Regions from separate parts of the Homo sapiens genome. Here region 2 is linked to region 1. A link is a loop called in an ENCODE intact Hi-C map of the cell type or tissue named here. Cell type or tissue: Panc1. All regions are shown on one strand.

What was found. Peaks named below come from ENCODE experiments on the same cell type or tissue, not always from the same donor. Only the 100,000 strongest peaks of a DNase experiment are listed, where the experiment ranks them.
Region 2: it touches region 1 in a loop (5-fold over the local background); 10 of 110 quality-filtered maps call a loop at or near these places.

What each region holds. Positions count from the first base shown.
Region 1 is chr18:70,451,516-70,459,515 of GRCh38, forward strand. No RefSeq gene overlaps it. Among named protein-coding and RNA genes, the nearest start is that of LINC01910, 71 kb to the left of the region's middle. In Panc1, CTCF peaks have their summits at 1,854, 3,380 (motif pointing left), 3,580 and 5,214; a DNase peak (open chromatin) is centred at 3,376; H3K27ac peaks cover 7,684 bases.
Region 2 is chr18:70,091,750-70,099,749 of GRCh38, forward strand. It overlaps RTTN (rotatin), which reads right to left. Exons shown (of 49, transcript NM_173630.4): 29 at 927-1,055; 30 at 361-471. Among named protein-coding and RNA genes, the nearest start is that of RTTN, 110 kb to the right of the region's middle. In Panc1, no CTCF peak of the experiment used is centred here; no DNase peak of the experiment used is centred here.

The DNA of each region.
Region 1 (8,000 bases):
TTTACATTTCAAAATACCTTACGTGTGACTCTCTCCGCCATCTGCATTTCACCACCTTTGTCTTCTGCTTCCCTGAAGATGGCGGTGGCCTCCTGGGCACCTTTTCTGCTCCTCTCCTCCTCTGCCCTCCCTGCTAGGCTCGCCCTCTCCTCTTCAGAAGCCCTCTGCCACGGATTGTCTTCTGACCAGTGGCTCCTCGTGGGTCTGTGATGATCAGGCAGAAATTGGGATAAGAGTTCAAAAATGTTTATGACAATTAGAGCAATGTTATGTATGTTTGGATCTAAGAATACAAATTTTGGCTTGTATTTTTGTAGTTGGTCTTGTTTCCACTTCGTGTTCTAGAAATTTATTTCTACCATCTATTACAGCAGCACTGGTCAGTGATGGATTGGAAGAAAACTCGCCCTTCACGACGGAAGGTTTGAGGAGCACAGCTTTACTCCTTCCTGCTGGGTTCATCCTTCCTAAGCATCCTTGTTTTGTGAATTATTCCCTTACTCAACGATTTTAATGTCTTCTCGTTTTCCATTGTATCACGTTGTATTAGTCCGTTCTCATGCTGCTAGGAAGAAATACCTGAGACTGGGTAATTTATAAAGAAAAGAGGTTTAATTGACTCAAATTCCGCGGGGCTGGGGAGACCTCAGGAAACTTACAATCATGGCAGAAGGCACCTGTTCACAGGGCTGCAGGAGAGAGGATGAGTGCCAGCAGGGGAAATGCCAGGTGCTTATAAAACCATCAGATCTCACTCACTATCATGAAAACAGCTTAGGGGAAACCACCCCCATGATTCAATTACCTCCCACAGGGTCCCTCTTGTGACACTTGGGGATTACGGGGATTACAATTCAAGGTGTGATTTTGGTGGGGACACAGCCAAACCATATCCCATGTCTAAACTCGCTGTGGAGTTTCTAGTGAATTTAACTTCAGCCCAGCTGTCCAGCCTTCTTCTTAATTCAGCTCACCAGGCTCTCCAGGGCCTTTGCTTAGGTGGAGAGGTCCGCGCATGCATGCACACAGCGTCTCCCACTCCTTTCTTAGGTTCCTGAGCCAACCCCGCCCCAGATGCCGATCCCTCTCTGTGACCCATCCAAATGGAACCATTGCTTCAACGTCCACTTCAGGTTTTTTCTCCTACGGAAGCTTCCTGCTCATCCCAAACCTTACTGGTCTTCCGGTCAGCTCAGTTCCCACGGTGGTCACCATGACAACAGGTCAGCACAGGCAGCTTGCATGGGCCGAGGGCCTCATGTGCCCCGCCCCTGTGGTCTCTGGGCAGCATCTCCGGTACTTCTCACGCCAGCCTACGAGGTAGCTGCTATTTTCACCTCCATTTTATGGATGAGGAAACTGAGACACAAGATGTTAAGTCTCATGCCATTGGTCAAAGAGGCTGTAAGGGGTGTGGAGGGGATCACAGCAGTCTTGACTGTTTTTTTGATTTCTCTGCGAGGTAGCTAATAGGAACTCTAGTTTACAGAGGAGGACATTTAAAGTTCGATGCCCTGGGCCACAGGCTGGGGAAGCATTGATTTGAACCCAGGTCACTTGTGTTAGTGTCCTTAGGCTGTGGTAACAAATCACTACAATCCAGGTGGCTTCATACAGCAGATTTATCATCTCACGGTGCTGGAGGCCAGAAGTCTGAAATCAAGGTGTTGGCAGGGTTGGTTCCATCTGGTGGCTCAGCGAGAGAATCTGTTCCACGCTTCTCCCTCTTGGAACAGCTTCTGGTGGCTGCCAGCAAGCCTCAGCATTCCTGGCCTTGTAGCTGATTCACACCCATCTCTGTGTCTGTGTTCACAGAGGTCTCCCTCTGTGACGATCTGTGCCTAAACTCCCTCTCCTTTTCGTTTATAAGGAATGCATTTAGGGCCCACTCTAAACAGAGTGATCTCATCCTCGAGATCCTTAATTACATCTGCAAAGACCCTATTTCCAAGTAATGTCACACTCACAAGCCATGGAAGTTAGGACTTGAACGTATCTTTCTGGAGGGTGTTACTCAATTTACATCAGTCTCGCTATCAAGTCCACATCCTTTCCACACTGTGCTGTTGTGCAATCACTTTGTGCCATTAAGTTTCCTATTTGATCACATACTCTCTATGCGTAGACTCAGTGTTTGACAGGCTCAGGATTTATTTAAGCTGTTGTAGTTAAGAACCATGCTTTATCCATCATCGGCAGTCCCTCAGTGCGATAAGGCATCCTCGGATGGGAGAACCTTCCAGAATTCTCCATCACAGCAAGTAGACAGTTAGGTAACATCATCTATGGATAAAGCCATTCTTATGTGTAGGCAAAAGAAAATGTATTCCTCCACACAAAAAAGGATGCCTATTGGGAGTACCGGGAAGGAACTAATAATTATTTAGCTTCCACTACATGCTAGGCCCTGTCATGCATTTTGCTTTATTCTTATTTAATTAACATTTTGTCCATTAAAGTTCAGAGCAGCAAGAAAAGAAATGAAGTACCCCAAATAGCTAAATTGTAGTTGGTTTGGGCATAGCAGGTTAGGCTAGCAAGATGGAAGAAAACAACTTTTGTGATTCATTATGAAAAACAATTATTGAAAAATAATTGAATCTTAAGGTATTGTGGGTCTTACTAATTGAATATGCTTTCATTGAAAAGACAAAAACCCAGTGCTGTGAGAGAACCTTTGTTTTTGTATTGCCATTCACCGGAAAAGCTTTTTAAACTCAATAATAAAACTGTGAATAACTTTTAGTACTAAAGTTTCAGTCATTCTTTCTTTGGTGACTTCACTTGAGGGAAGTTAAAAAAAGTGGCAGTAATTCTGAGCACAACAAAGACTTAGAATTTCAAAACTCGATTTGCATTTTAAACATTCAGGAGTAAGGACTTTTGTTTGTTTGCTTATGGTTTTTTTTACGTAGCCCTTGAGGATGCAATGTTAAAAGACAGCACTTTTAGATGAAAATGATGGGTCATGTAATTGGAGGCTGGCTGGGTTGGTGGTGGGGGTCCGCAGGAAGGACTCCCCCGGGATATTCCGCTTCGGAGTTGTTTTTAAGTGGATTGTTCCTCAAAGAGAATGAAGAGTAAATATACTTCAAGTTTAATGCTCTCTTGAAAAGCAGCAAAGATTGCTTTTTAAAATAACTAAATCTGTGATGAGGGATAAGGGAAAAGGCCTGGTATTCTCTTCTGTTTGCCCTTTGATAACTTGTTTTTGTTTGAAGCTCTGTTTTGTGGATCTATGTTCTTGAACACATTTCTGTTTTAAAATCTCTCCTCTCCTGCTGTGAATTGTCTGACTTGGTTTTGATAGTGCACTAGGCTGGAGGTTTGAGGACTATTTAGTCATGAGAATGGCCAAGGAAGGGCTGTTGTTGGTTTATCAGTAGCACCCCCTTGTGGCGATTCTATGCATTTCCTAATTCTAAGTAGCTGAAACGTTTCAAGGACAAGTTTAATTTGATTTATACACAATATTTTCTTCTATTTTTCATGTTGTTAGTTTAATTACTTTTCTCTCTTACTCTAACATTTAGTCCAGCCTAAGATCCATTCTTTCCACTTTAAATTTAGGGATGAAGCCTGTGGCTTGGAACAGACCGGGGTTCATATGAGGATTGAAGGCATTTTAATAACACTGAACACCAAGTCACTGCCAAAAGTCTGTGCCAAATCTTCGCACTTGCTTGATTTTAAACACTTGAATATTTAATTCTAAAATACACTTTTCTCAAAACAAAAGTATTTTAAATTGCTGTTATTGTTACTTAATGGTACAGTATTCCCTTTATCTTTATTCGTACTCAGAAAATAAATTCTGAGGGCTTTCTTATTAACCACTAAAACGTATACTGTGTGCAACACCTTATACAGTCTACTCAAATGCTGGATGAGATTATTTGGAAATTAAGTTGCTTGAGTGAAAATCCCATATGGGAGAGCTGCGGATACCTTAGAGCAAATTGGAGCTGCATTGGCTTTACATTTCTTTTAAAACCTCCGTATTTCAATCAGAGAACTAAAACTGAGCATTAATGCATTTCACATGGGCTGAATATCTGGTTTTGAGCTTTGCTATAACTCTAGATATTTTGGTATGGTAATTAAACTAATGTTAAAAGTGCATCTTGACAACTTCTTACTTTTTTGCCATTATAGTCTCCTATTTCTGTAACCACTTTTCCACACGCCCCTCGAGGTTTTGCCTTGTTTGAATAATTTAGATTAGGAGGTCATTCAGAGATCATTTAAAATACAATTTTGCCCAGACTACATTACATATTACTTTTGGAGGACACTAAATGAATGCTTACTTGTAGAAATAATCAGGGCGATTGGTTTAGAGGCTCAGGGCCTCATTCTTTATGAGCCTCAAATACTGCGAGTACCAGGGTTGGGGGAGTAGGGCAGTGACTCACAAGGCAGCTTCTGGGAGGAAAGAAGGAAGTCAGGTGGTGCCCACAAAAGTACTTTGCATTATACTCAATCTATTGTACTCAACTATTCTCCATGCAGAGCACATTGATCCTATGCCACTGATTGATATAGCTTCATGATTTTTATGAATGCTCCTTCCCTTATATTCCCACAGGACTGATTTTGTTGACTTTTTAAAAATTCAATTTCATACATTGGGGAAGTCCATAGTGTGATTTGTGCTAGTGGGCTTTGATTATTTTCAAAACTTAAATCCTATATTTAAAAGAACTTTCTACGAGTGTTTTTGAAAAGTATATGTATATATATATATATATATATATATATATATATATATATACACACACACATTTAATACATATGTATATATGTATTACGTATACATATACATATATACATATGTATATATGTATTACGTATACATATACATATATACATATGTATATATGTATTACGTATACATATACATATATACATATGTATTAAATCCTGGGGCCTGATAAAATAAATTTAGGTATTTTTAACTAATTAGAAGAGGAAGGTATCTGAGGCAGGAAAATAGGGTATAGAGGCGGGGAACATAAGGGCGATTCACACTTCAGCTATGACAGGAAATATTCTATCCAGTTACATAAGGCGTAGGCTGAGTAAATGACTTTATTACTTTACTTCATCCTCTTCATTTACATAGGGCGAACACCAAGTAACCAGTGGAAACCTCTAGAGGGCATTTAAACCCCCCACAATTTTGTAACGGGGCCCTTGAGCCTCTGTGCTTGGGCCCACTCCTGCACTGTGGAGTGTACTTTCATGTTCAATAGATCTCTGCTTTTGTTGCTTCATTCTTTCCTTGCTTTGTTTGTGCGTTTTGTCCAATTCTTTGTTCAAGACGCCAAGAACCTGGACATCCTCCACTGATAACAGTATCAGGGACATGGGCTGTGCTTATTCATATACATTTGTCAATGGTTGGAGGCTACTGCCCACCTCTGTGATCACTCTGGAGAAGAGAATCTTGAAGATAATTGTAATTTGGATTCCCTTCACTCCAAAGTACTGTCTTGTCTTGAATTGGGACTTTAAAGAGGCAATGGAGAGGATGCATTGAGAATGACCAAACTGTAATCACATAAGGAGCTTAACAGCACTCTGCTCTATACCTTTCTCTCTTTTTAGGCAGGTTCTGGCATCAAAATGTCTGGATTTTAATTCAGCGTGCCGTTTACTACCTCGATCAGTTATGTTGCTATGTAACAAATTACCCCAAAACTTAACAGCCCAAAACAGCATACTGTTTTGGAGAGAGAGGATTCCTGTGGCTCAGGAATCCAGGTGTAGTTTCCTTGGGTCCTCTTCTGGCTCAGGGTGTCTCACAAGGCTGCAGTCAAAGTGTCAGCTTGGGCTCTGGCTTCATCTGACGGCTCAGCAGGGGGAGAATCCACTGAGAGACTCACTCAAGTGGCTGTTGGCAGGCCTCAGGTCAGGTTGGCCAGAGACATCAGTTTCTTGTCACATGGGGTGCTCCACTGAGCAGCTCTCAACATGGTAGCTGGCTTCTCCCAGAGTGCGTGAGAAAGGGAGTGAGGGTGAACAAAGACCGTCAGAAAGGTAGAAGTTAGAGCCTTTTTGTAACCTAATCTTAAAAGTGATATCCCATTACTTTTACCACATTTCATTTGTTAAACGTGCGGCACTAGGTCCAGCTCACATTCAACAGAAGGCAATAGCGGGATGCCGGGGGTCCTGAGGACACCTCAGAGGCTGCCGACCACACTACCAGGGTCATTGTCTCTGTCACTAATGTCTCTGGTATTGGGTTCTCTTGTGTCAAATGACTAAAATAATGATTCCTACTTTAGTGAGCACTGAATAACCTAATAAGACACTTAGAGCTGTACCTGGCCTATAGTTAGAGGCCAATTAAATTGTGGTGTTAACAACATCCCCATTTTATAAAGGAAGAAGTAAGATTACACTGAATTTACGGGACTTATCTGGAGTCCTGCAACTCAGAAGGAAGGAGGCTGCTGGGATGTGAACCCAGGGCTGCCTGACTCCAAAGCCCATTGCCTTAACCACTGTTCTGTCCTAATCACCACGGAGGCTTGGATGCGATTCCATCTCCATATGTGTAACAGGTAGTCAGAGTTGCATTCCTACTTGAATATTGTTTTCATCAATGACTTCTGTGTGGATAAGGCCACCAGCCAACTTCCTTTCTTTATCAAATTTGAGAGGCTGGGCGCAGTGGCTCAGGCCTGTAATCCCAGCACTTTGGGAGGCTGAGATGGGTGGATCACCCGAGGTCAGGGGTTCAAGACTAGCCTGGCCAACATGCCAAAACTCCGTCTCTACTAAAAAAATACAAAAATTAGCCGAGTGTGGTGGTGGGCGCCTGTAGTCCCAGCTACTCAGGAGGCAGAGGCAGGGTGAATTGCTTGAACCCAGGAGGCGGGGCTTGCAGTGAGCCGAGATCGCACCATTGCACTCCAGTCTGGGCAACAGAGCGAGACTCTGTCTCAAAAAAAAAAAAAAAATTTGATTTGATTTGTCAGTGTTAATTAGCGCAGCTGACTTACCTGCTGCCTTGGGAAACATTTCGGTTTTCCTAGTACTGTCTTTTTCTTCATCTCTCTGGCCTCTAAATGTTGAAGTACTTTTGGCTCAATCCTTGGGCTTCCCTTTTTTAAAATCTGTGCTCCTTCTTGCTGCTGCGATACAGTCTCACGGATTTAAATATAATCTTTCTGAAAATGACTCCCAAGTTTATAATTTAAGTCCAGGTCTATCTCTTGATTTTCATACATGCTTATCCAGCTGCCTACTAGGATCTCTGCTCGGGTGATCTCCACTCGTCTAACGTGTCTAAATCGTGTCATGTTCAAAATGAATTCCTGGTCTTCCTGCTGAAAGCTTTCAGTTTATTTTTCCATGTTTTTTATTTTTTTCTTCATTGCTTTTAGCACCTTCTCACATATTACATATTTTGCATTTAAACAAATTTTTAACTTATTTTTATTAATATATTTCACTCATGTTTACTATTGCTTGTCTCTACTCCTGGAATACAAGCCCCATGAGGGCCAGGAGTTTGTTTGTTTGTTTTCCTGTTTTGAGCAATATTATGTCTTATTTAAGTACCTGGATATGGCTGACCATATAGCACCAGTCAATAAATATTTGTTAAATGATTAAATGCAGAAACAAAAAAGATGAGTTCCATAACATCAGTGAAATGTGCTTTGGAGAAAGAAATCATAGCCCCGTTCTTGTTTTTGGTGCATAATCGGAAGCTGGAACTCCGTGTCTCCTCTCTCACCCCATTTTAAAACAATAGCTCTAAACAATATATCTGAATATGCCACTGAAGAAATGTCACTAGGTGGAGTAACTCTAAAAATTGGGGGCCTCTCAGTGGGTGGCCGAAAACCATCAACAGGTGGGAAGGTAAGTCCTGCTTCCCATGCACCAGGCTGGCTCTAGTAACTTCCATAAACAGAGGACGTGGGAAGGGGAGGTGGGCAGGAAATTGGGAGCAGAGCAAGAGATGACAGGAAAGTGAGAAA
Region 2 (8,000 bases), 360 kb before region 1:
TTGTGTCTTTTTTTTTTTTTTGAGATGGAGTCTTGCTCTGTTGCCCAGGCTGGAGTGCAGTGGCACAATCTCAGCTCACTGCAAGCTTCACCTCCCAAGTTCACAGCATTCTCCTGCTGCAGCCTCCCAAGTAGCTGGGACTACAGGTGCCTGCCACCACACCCAGCTAATTTTTTTATATTTTTAGTAGAGATGGGGTTTCACTGTGTTAGCCAGGATGGTCTCAATCTCCTGACCTCGTGATCTGCCCACCTCAGCCTCCCAACAAGCTGGGATTACAGGCATGAGCCACCGCACCTGGCCCCGTGTCATTTGTTTTTTAATCTAAACACAATACACTTGATTCTCCTTCACACTCACCTCTGGGTCCCGATCAACCCATAATGGAATCAACCAAGCCAATCCTTGTTGAGTAGGAATATGTTCTTCACTATGACTACCCAAAGGCAAGAACCAAAGTGACATCCACTCCTAGAGGGAAAAAAGGGAAACAGAAATATTTGAGGTAAGTTTCTAAAAATAAAATGCAGGAAGGTTAAAACAAGAATTTTTAATGAAAACAACGTGAAAATGTATTTTAGACTTGGTTTTAATCCATTATTCAGCCAAAAAAGGCAAACAAAAAAATTTGTTTCTCTTTAAAAAGTTAAACATAACAATTTTTTGACAGAAGCTATTTTTCCCATAATGTAGACAAAATGTAGTTTTCCAGTGTATGCACATTTGAATCAATTTCAAATAAGATTCAGATTTGTTAATATACAACTTCTAAGAAATATTCTAGTCAAAAATCATTCACGTTACCTAAAAAGAAAAGTCAAAAGAGACATTTTCATGTGGCAAGTTTATATGCTTGAAATGTGTTGGACACAGCACATTCCCTTTCAAGCAAATGTTCAGAAGATAGACAGCTTTAACGCGCTCACCAAGCTCCCAGCCTGGGCCATCATCTCATGGGATAAGTGAAGCAAGCAAAGAATTGTGCTCTTTGTAACACCTTTTCCCATGAAGGACATAGCATTTCCTCCACGCTCCACATAAAAAGAAGTAATGACCTGAAAAACAAATGTAAACAATTTCATGGTGGCTTTATTCTCAATGGTATATAAAGATAAATATATAACTGTCTACTGACTTGTATGAATTGAATCCTTACCTTATAAAGTTGTAATATTTTTAGTTTATATACTTAAAAATGAATAAGATGGTAAATTTTATGTTATGGGTATTTTACCATTGTTAAAAGAAAATATTCTTCAGCCTACATAACATAGCAAGACCCAGTCTACTTTAAAAAAGAAAAAAATTAGCCAGGCATGGCAGTGGACACCTGTAGTCCCAGCTACCGGGGAAGCTGAGGAGGGAGGATCCCTTGAGCCTGGGAGCTGGAGCTTGCGGTGAGCTATGATTGCACCACTGCACTTGGCCTAAGTTACAGAGTGAGATCCTGTAATTTTTCAAAACAAAAACAAAAATTCTTAGTTTCAATATTTTTCCTTTTAAAGTCTGTAAAAAAAAAAAAAAAGATGTGTGGTGCCCTCCTAGTACACAGTTGTAACTTAGAATATGCTTATAATATTTTTAAAAATGTTATAGCATCCTTTTAAAGAGTTTATGAATAATTTGTGCTGGTTTTCAAGGGGAATGCTTCCAGCTTTTGCTCATTCAGTATGATATTGGCTGTGGGTTTGTCACAAATAGGTCTTATTATTTTGAGATATGTCTCATCAATACCTAGTTTATTGAGAATTTTTAGCATGAAGAGATGTTGAATTTTATCGAAAGACTTTTCTGCATCTATTGAGATAATCATGTGGTTTTTCTCACTGGTTCTGTTTATGTGATGGATTACATTTATTGATTTGCATATGTTGAACGGGCCTTGCATCCCAGGGATGAAGCCAACTTGATCATGGTGGATAAGCTTTTTGATGTGCTGCTGGATTCGGTTTGCCAGTCTTTTATTGAGGATTTTGCATTGATGTTCCTCAGTGATAATGACCTGAAATTTTCTTTTTTTGTTGTGTCTCTGCCAGATTTTGGTATCAGGATGATGCTGGCCTCATAAAATGAGTTACGGAGGATTCCCTCTTTTCTATCATTTGGAATAGTTTCAGAAGGAATGGTACCAGATCCTCTTTGTACCTCTAGTAGAATTCGGCTATGAATCCCTCTGGTCCTTTTCTTGGTTGCTAGGCTATTAATTATTGCCTCAATTTCAGAGCCTGTTATTGGTCTATTCAGGAATTCAACTTCTTCCTGGTTTAGTCTTGGGAGGGTGTATGTGTCCAGGAATTTATCCATTTCTTCTAGATTTTCTAGTTTATTTGCGTAGAGGTGTTTATAACACTCTCTGACGGTAGTTTGGATTTCTGTGGGATCAGTGCTGATCTCCCTTTTATCATTTTTTATTGTGTCTATTTGATTCTTCTCTCTTTTCTTCTTTATTAGTCAGGCTAGTGGTCTATCTATTTTGTTGATCTTTTCCAAAACACCAGCTCCTGGATTCATTGATTTTTTTTGAAGGGTTTTTTGTGTCTCTTGTCGCCTTCAGTTCTGCTCTGATCTTAGTTATTTCTTGTCTTCTGCTAGCTTTTGAATTTGTTTGCCATTGCTTCTCTAGTTCTTCTAATTGTGATGTTAGGGTGTCGATTTTAGATCTTTCCCCCTTCCTCCTGTGGGCATTTGGTGAAACACTGCTTTAGCTGTGTCCCAGAGATTCTGGTATATTGTGTCTTTGTTCTCTTTGGTTTCAAAGAACTAATTTATTTCTGCCTTAATTGTGTTATTTACCCAGTAGTCATTCAGGAGCAGGTTGTTCAGTTTCCATGTAGTTGTGCGGTTTGTAGTTAGTTTCTCAATGCTGACTTCTAATTTGATTCCACTGTGGTCTGAGGGGCTGTTTGTTATGATTTCCATTCTTTTGAGTTTGCTGAGGAGTGTTTTACTTCCAATTATGTGGTCAATTTTAGAATAAGTGCGATGTGGTGCTGAGAAGAATGTATATTCTGTTGATTTGGGGTGGAGAGTTCTGTAGATGTCTATTAGGTCCGCTTGGTCCAGAGCTGAGTTCAACTCTTGAATATCCCTTTTTTTTTTTCTGAATATCCTTTTTAATTTTCAGTCTCGTTGATCTAATATTGACAGTGAGGTGTTAAAGTCTCCCACTGTTATTGTGTGGAAATCTAAGTCTCTTTGTAGGTCTCTAAGAACTTGCTTTACGAATCTGGGTGCTCCTGTATTGGGTGCATATATATTTAGGACAGTTAGCTCTTCTTGCTGCATTGATCCCTTTATCATTATGTAATGCCTTGTTTTTTTTTTTATCTTTGTTGGTTTAAAATCTGTTTTATCAGTGATGAAAATTGCAACTCCTGCTTTTTTTTTTCTTTCCATTTGCTTGGTAAATCATCCTCCATCCCTTTATTTCAAACTTATGTGTGTCTTGCATGTGAGATGGGTCTCCTGAATACAGCACACTGATAGGTCTTGCCTCTTTATCCAATTTGCCAGTCTGTGTCTTTTAATTGGGGCATTTAGCCTGTTTACATTTAAGATTAATATTGTTATGTGTGAATTGATCCTGTCATTACGATGTTAGCTGGTTATTTTGCCCATTAGTTGACGCAGTTTCTTCATAGCATCAATGGTCTTTATAATTTGGTATGCTTTTGTAGTGGTTGGTACTGGTTGTTCCTTTCCATATTTAGTGCTTTCTTCAGGAGCTCTTGTAAGGCAGGCCTGGTGGTGACAAAATCTCTCAGCATTTGCTTGTCTGTAAAGGATTTTCTCCTTCGCTTTTGAAGCTTAGTTTGGCTAGATATGAAATTCTGGGTTGAAAATTATTTTCTTTATTAATGAATATAGGCCCCCACTCTCTTCTGGCTTGCAGGGTGTCTGAGAGAGATCCGCTGGTAAGACTAACAGGGATGGGCTTCCCTTTGTGGGTAACCCGACCTCTCTGGCTGCCCTTAATATATTTTCCTTCATTTCAGCCTTGGTAAATCTGACGATTACATGTCTTGGGGTTGCTCTTCTCGGGGAGCATGTTTGTGGTGATCTCTGTATTTCCTGAATTGGAATGCTGGCCTGTCTTGATAGGTTGGGGAAGTTCTCCTAGGTAATATCCTGAAGAGTTTTTTCCAATTTGGTCCATTCTCCCTGTCACTTTCAGGTACATCAATCAAACGTAGGTTCACTCTTTTCACATAGTCCCATATTTCTTGGAGGCTTTGCTCATTCCCTTTTGTTTTTTTTTTTTCTCTAATCTTGTCTTCTTGCTTTATTTCATTAAGTTGATCTTCAATCTCTGATATCCTTTCTTCTGATTCATCGATTCGGCTATTGATACTCATGTATGTGTCACGAAGTTCTGGTGCTGTTTTTTTCAGCTCCATCAGGTCATTTATGTTCTTCTCTAAACTGGTTATTGTAGTTAGCAATTCCTCTACCCTTTATCCAAGGTTATTAGCTTCCTTGCATTGAGTTAGAACATGCTCCTTTAGCTTGGAGGAGTTTGTTATTACCTACCTTCTGAAGCCTACTTCTGTCAATTCACCAAACTCATTCTCTATCCAGTTTTGTTCCCTTGCTGTCAAGGAGTTGTGATCCTTTGGAGGAAAAGAGGCATTCTGGTTTTTGGAACTTTCCGCATTTTTGCACTGGGTTTTCCTCATCTTCATGGATTTATCTACCTTTGGTCTTTGATGTTGGTGACCTTTGGATGGGGTCTCTGAGTGGAAGTCCTTTTTGTTGGTGTTGATGCTATTCCTGTTTGTTAGTTTTCCTTCTAACAGTCAGGCCCCTCTGCTGCTGGTCTGCTGGAGTTGGCTGGAGGTCCACTCCAGACCCTGTTTGCCTGGGTATCACCAGCGGAGGCTGCAGAACAGCAAAGATTGCTGCCTGTTCCTTACTCTGGAAGCTTCGTCCCAGAGGGGCATTGCCAGATGCCAGCAGAGCTCTCCTATATGAGGTGTCTGTCAACCCCTGCTGGGAGGTGTCTCCCAGTCAGGAGGCACGGGGTTCAGGGACCAACTTAAGGAGGTAGTCTGTCCCTTAGCAGAGCTTGAGTGCTGTGCTGGGAGATCCACTGCTCTCTTCAGAGCCGGCAGGCAAGAATATTTAAGTTTGCTGAAGCTGTGCCCACAGCTGCCCCTTCCCCAAGGTCAAAAATTTAAAATTTTAAGTGACTACTTGAAAAATAAAATATCTAAATGATCAGATCCTTATTATCTTCCTCTAAGTCATCTTTGGAGATATCTAACATCTGTGATCTGTGTAATGATTTTTAATTCTAGCTTATAAATGACAAGCCAAGACCTTTGCCAGTATTTTCTTTCAACTTGATATTTTTGTCAGACCTCTGGAATTATACATCATGTATCTGATTTAAAGATTTAATTATCATAGTTTATTCACCTATCATAATTAATCATGCTTAGTTAAAAAGTCTCATTTCACAGCTACAAAAAGCAAATACTCATATTCAAATTTCACTGTGCAGAAACAAGCTAATCTTTTATTAGAAATATGGCTCCCTTCCAAAAAGGAAACAGCTTTAATTACTAAGAAACTATGAAGCAAATCATTTGGACCAACAATGACTTTGTTTCAATGTTCTCTCACATAAGCCTTACTTTATTCTTTAAAAGATGAATTTAGTCATTAGTAGTACAACAGGGATACCTGTTTATGTAATTAATAAACTAAGCAGATAGTCCCAAGATTAAATGTTACCCTGCTACAATTTTTAACAAAAGTGACGGATTCTTTCCTAATATTTGCCTGCCATTTAACATAAAGTCATAAAGATTTTCTGCTCGAGATGTTTTATGAAGCACAAAACGACCTCCTTTTTAAACCAAAGCAAGATTGGCTAATCAAATTTTTTATAACTGCGAAACATTACATAACAGGGACTGTGCTTTTTATGTATCCTTTAGCTAACAAACTGTTACTAAATTTTATTACCTCAAAGACAACTGAACACAGAATGGACTACTGCCTTTTTGCCTACACTTCTTACCTAAAACTAAGCCCTTTTGTTCTCCAATACATTAACAGTTCATTTCAATTTCTGGTATTTGAAACGTAGGTGTGATCTAAAGTCTTTGCACGTAATTTTAAAACAAAAGCACTTCTGATAGTTTCTAAACATAAATGAGGCAACACTTCACTTCTTCTTTAGTTACCGCTGTGGCAGGTCCTCACCTATTCCTGATTTCAAAGAGTAAAACTCATTTTCTAGAGGAGACTGACTCTGTAAAAGGTTGATAAATAGAGTATTTATAAATCACATGACAAAAAATGCTATAAACTAGGTACTTATAGGTTCAATTATATATTTTTTTTAATTTTTAAACTTTTAGGTTCACGGGTAACGTGAATGTTTGTTACACAAGTAAACTCATGAGAACAAAGTTACAACACATCAGAATCTCTGGGACACAGCTAAGGCAGTGTTAAGAGGGAAATTCGTAGCACTAAATGCCTCCATCAAAAAGTTAGAAAGATCTCAAATTAACAACTTAACATCACAACTGAAAGAATTAGAGCAGCAATAACAAATCAACCCCAAACTAGCAGAAGACAAGAAATAACCAAAATCAGAGCTGAACTGAAGGAAATCAAGATATGAAAAACCATTCGAAAGGTCACTAGATCCAGGAGTTGTTTTTTTGAAAAACTTAATGAGATAGATAGGCCACTAGCTAGACTAACTGAATTATATTTTAAATGCACTAGAGGAGCTGACTTTCTAAGAAATATTATCATTAACTCTTTAATATACCTGTTTTTTAAAATTCATACATTTCTAATAGACAGCAGAAAATAACTAATTAGTATACTGACAGTTGAACCTTTTTTAATATTTATAATTAAAAAATGAAGTTTATTTTATTTTTTTAATATACTTAAAGTTCTAGAGTACATGTGCACAACGTACAGGTTTGTTACATATGTATACATGTGCCATGTTGGTGTGCTGCACCTGTTAACTTGTCATTTATATTAGGTATATCTCCTGATGCTATCCCTCCACCCTCCTCCTACCCCATGACAGGCCCTGGTGTGTGATGTTCCCTACCCTGTTTCCAAGTTTTTCATTGTTCAATTCCCACTTATGAGCACGAACATGCAGTGTTCGGTTATCTGTCCTTGCGATAGTTTGCTGAGAACGATGGTTTCCAGCTTCATCCATGTCCCTACAAAGGACATGAACTCATCCTATTTTATGGCTGCATAGTATTACATGGTGTATATGTGCCAAATTTTCTTCACCCAGTCTATTGCTGATGGACATTTGGGCTAGTTCCATGAATATAGCAGCATGATTTATAATCCTTTGGGTATATACCCAGTAATGGAATGGCTGGGTAAAATGGTATTTCTAGTTCTAGATCCTTAAGGAATCACCACACTGTCTGCCACAATGGTTGAACTAGTTTACAGTTCCACCAACAGTGTAAAAATGTTCCTATTTCTCCACATCCTCTCCAGCACCTGTTGTTTCCTGACATTTTAATGTTGCCATTCTGACTGGTGTGAGATGGTTTCTCATTGTCGTTTTGATTTGCATTTCTCCGATGATGAGCATTCTTTCATGTGTCTGTTGGCTGCATAAATGTCTTCTTTTGAGAAGTGTCTGCTCATATCCTTCGCCCACTTTTTGATGGAGTTGTTTTTTTCTTGCAAAATTTCTTTAAGTTCTTTATAGATTCTGGATATTAGCCCTTTGTCAGATGCGTAGATTGCAAAAATTTTCTCCCATTCTGTAGGTTGCCTGTTCACTCTGATGGTAGTTTCTTTTGCTATGCAGAAGCTCTTTAGTTTAATTAGATCCCATTTGTCTATTTTGGCTTTTGTTGCCATTGCTTTTGGTATTTTAGTCATGAAGTCCTTGCCCATGCCTATGTCCTGAATGGTATTGCCTAGGTTTTCTTCTTGGGTTTTTATGGTTTTAGGTCTAACATTTAAGTCTTTAATCCATCTTGAATTAA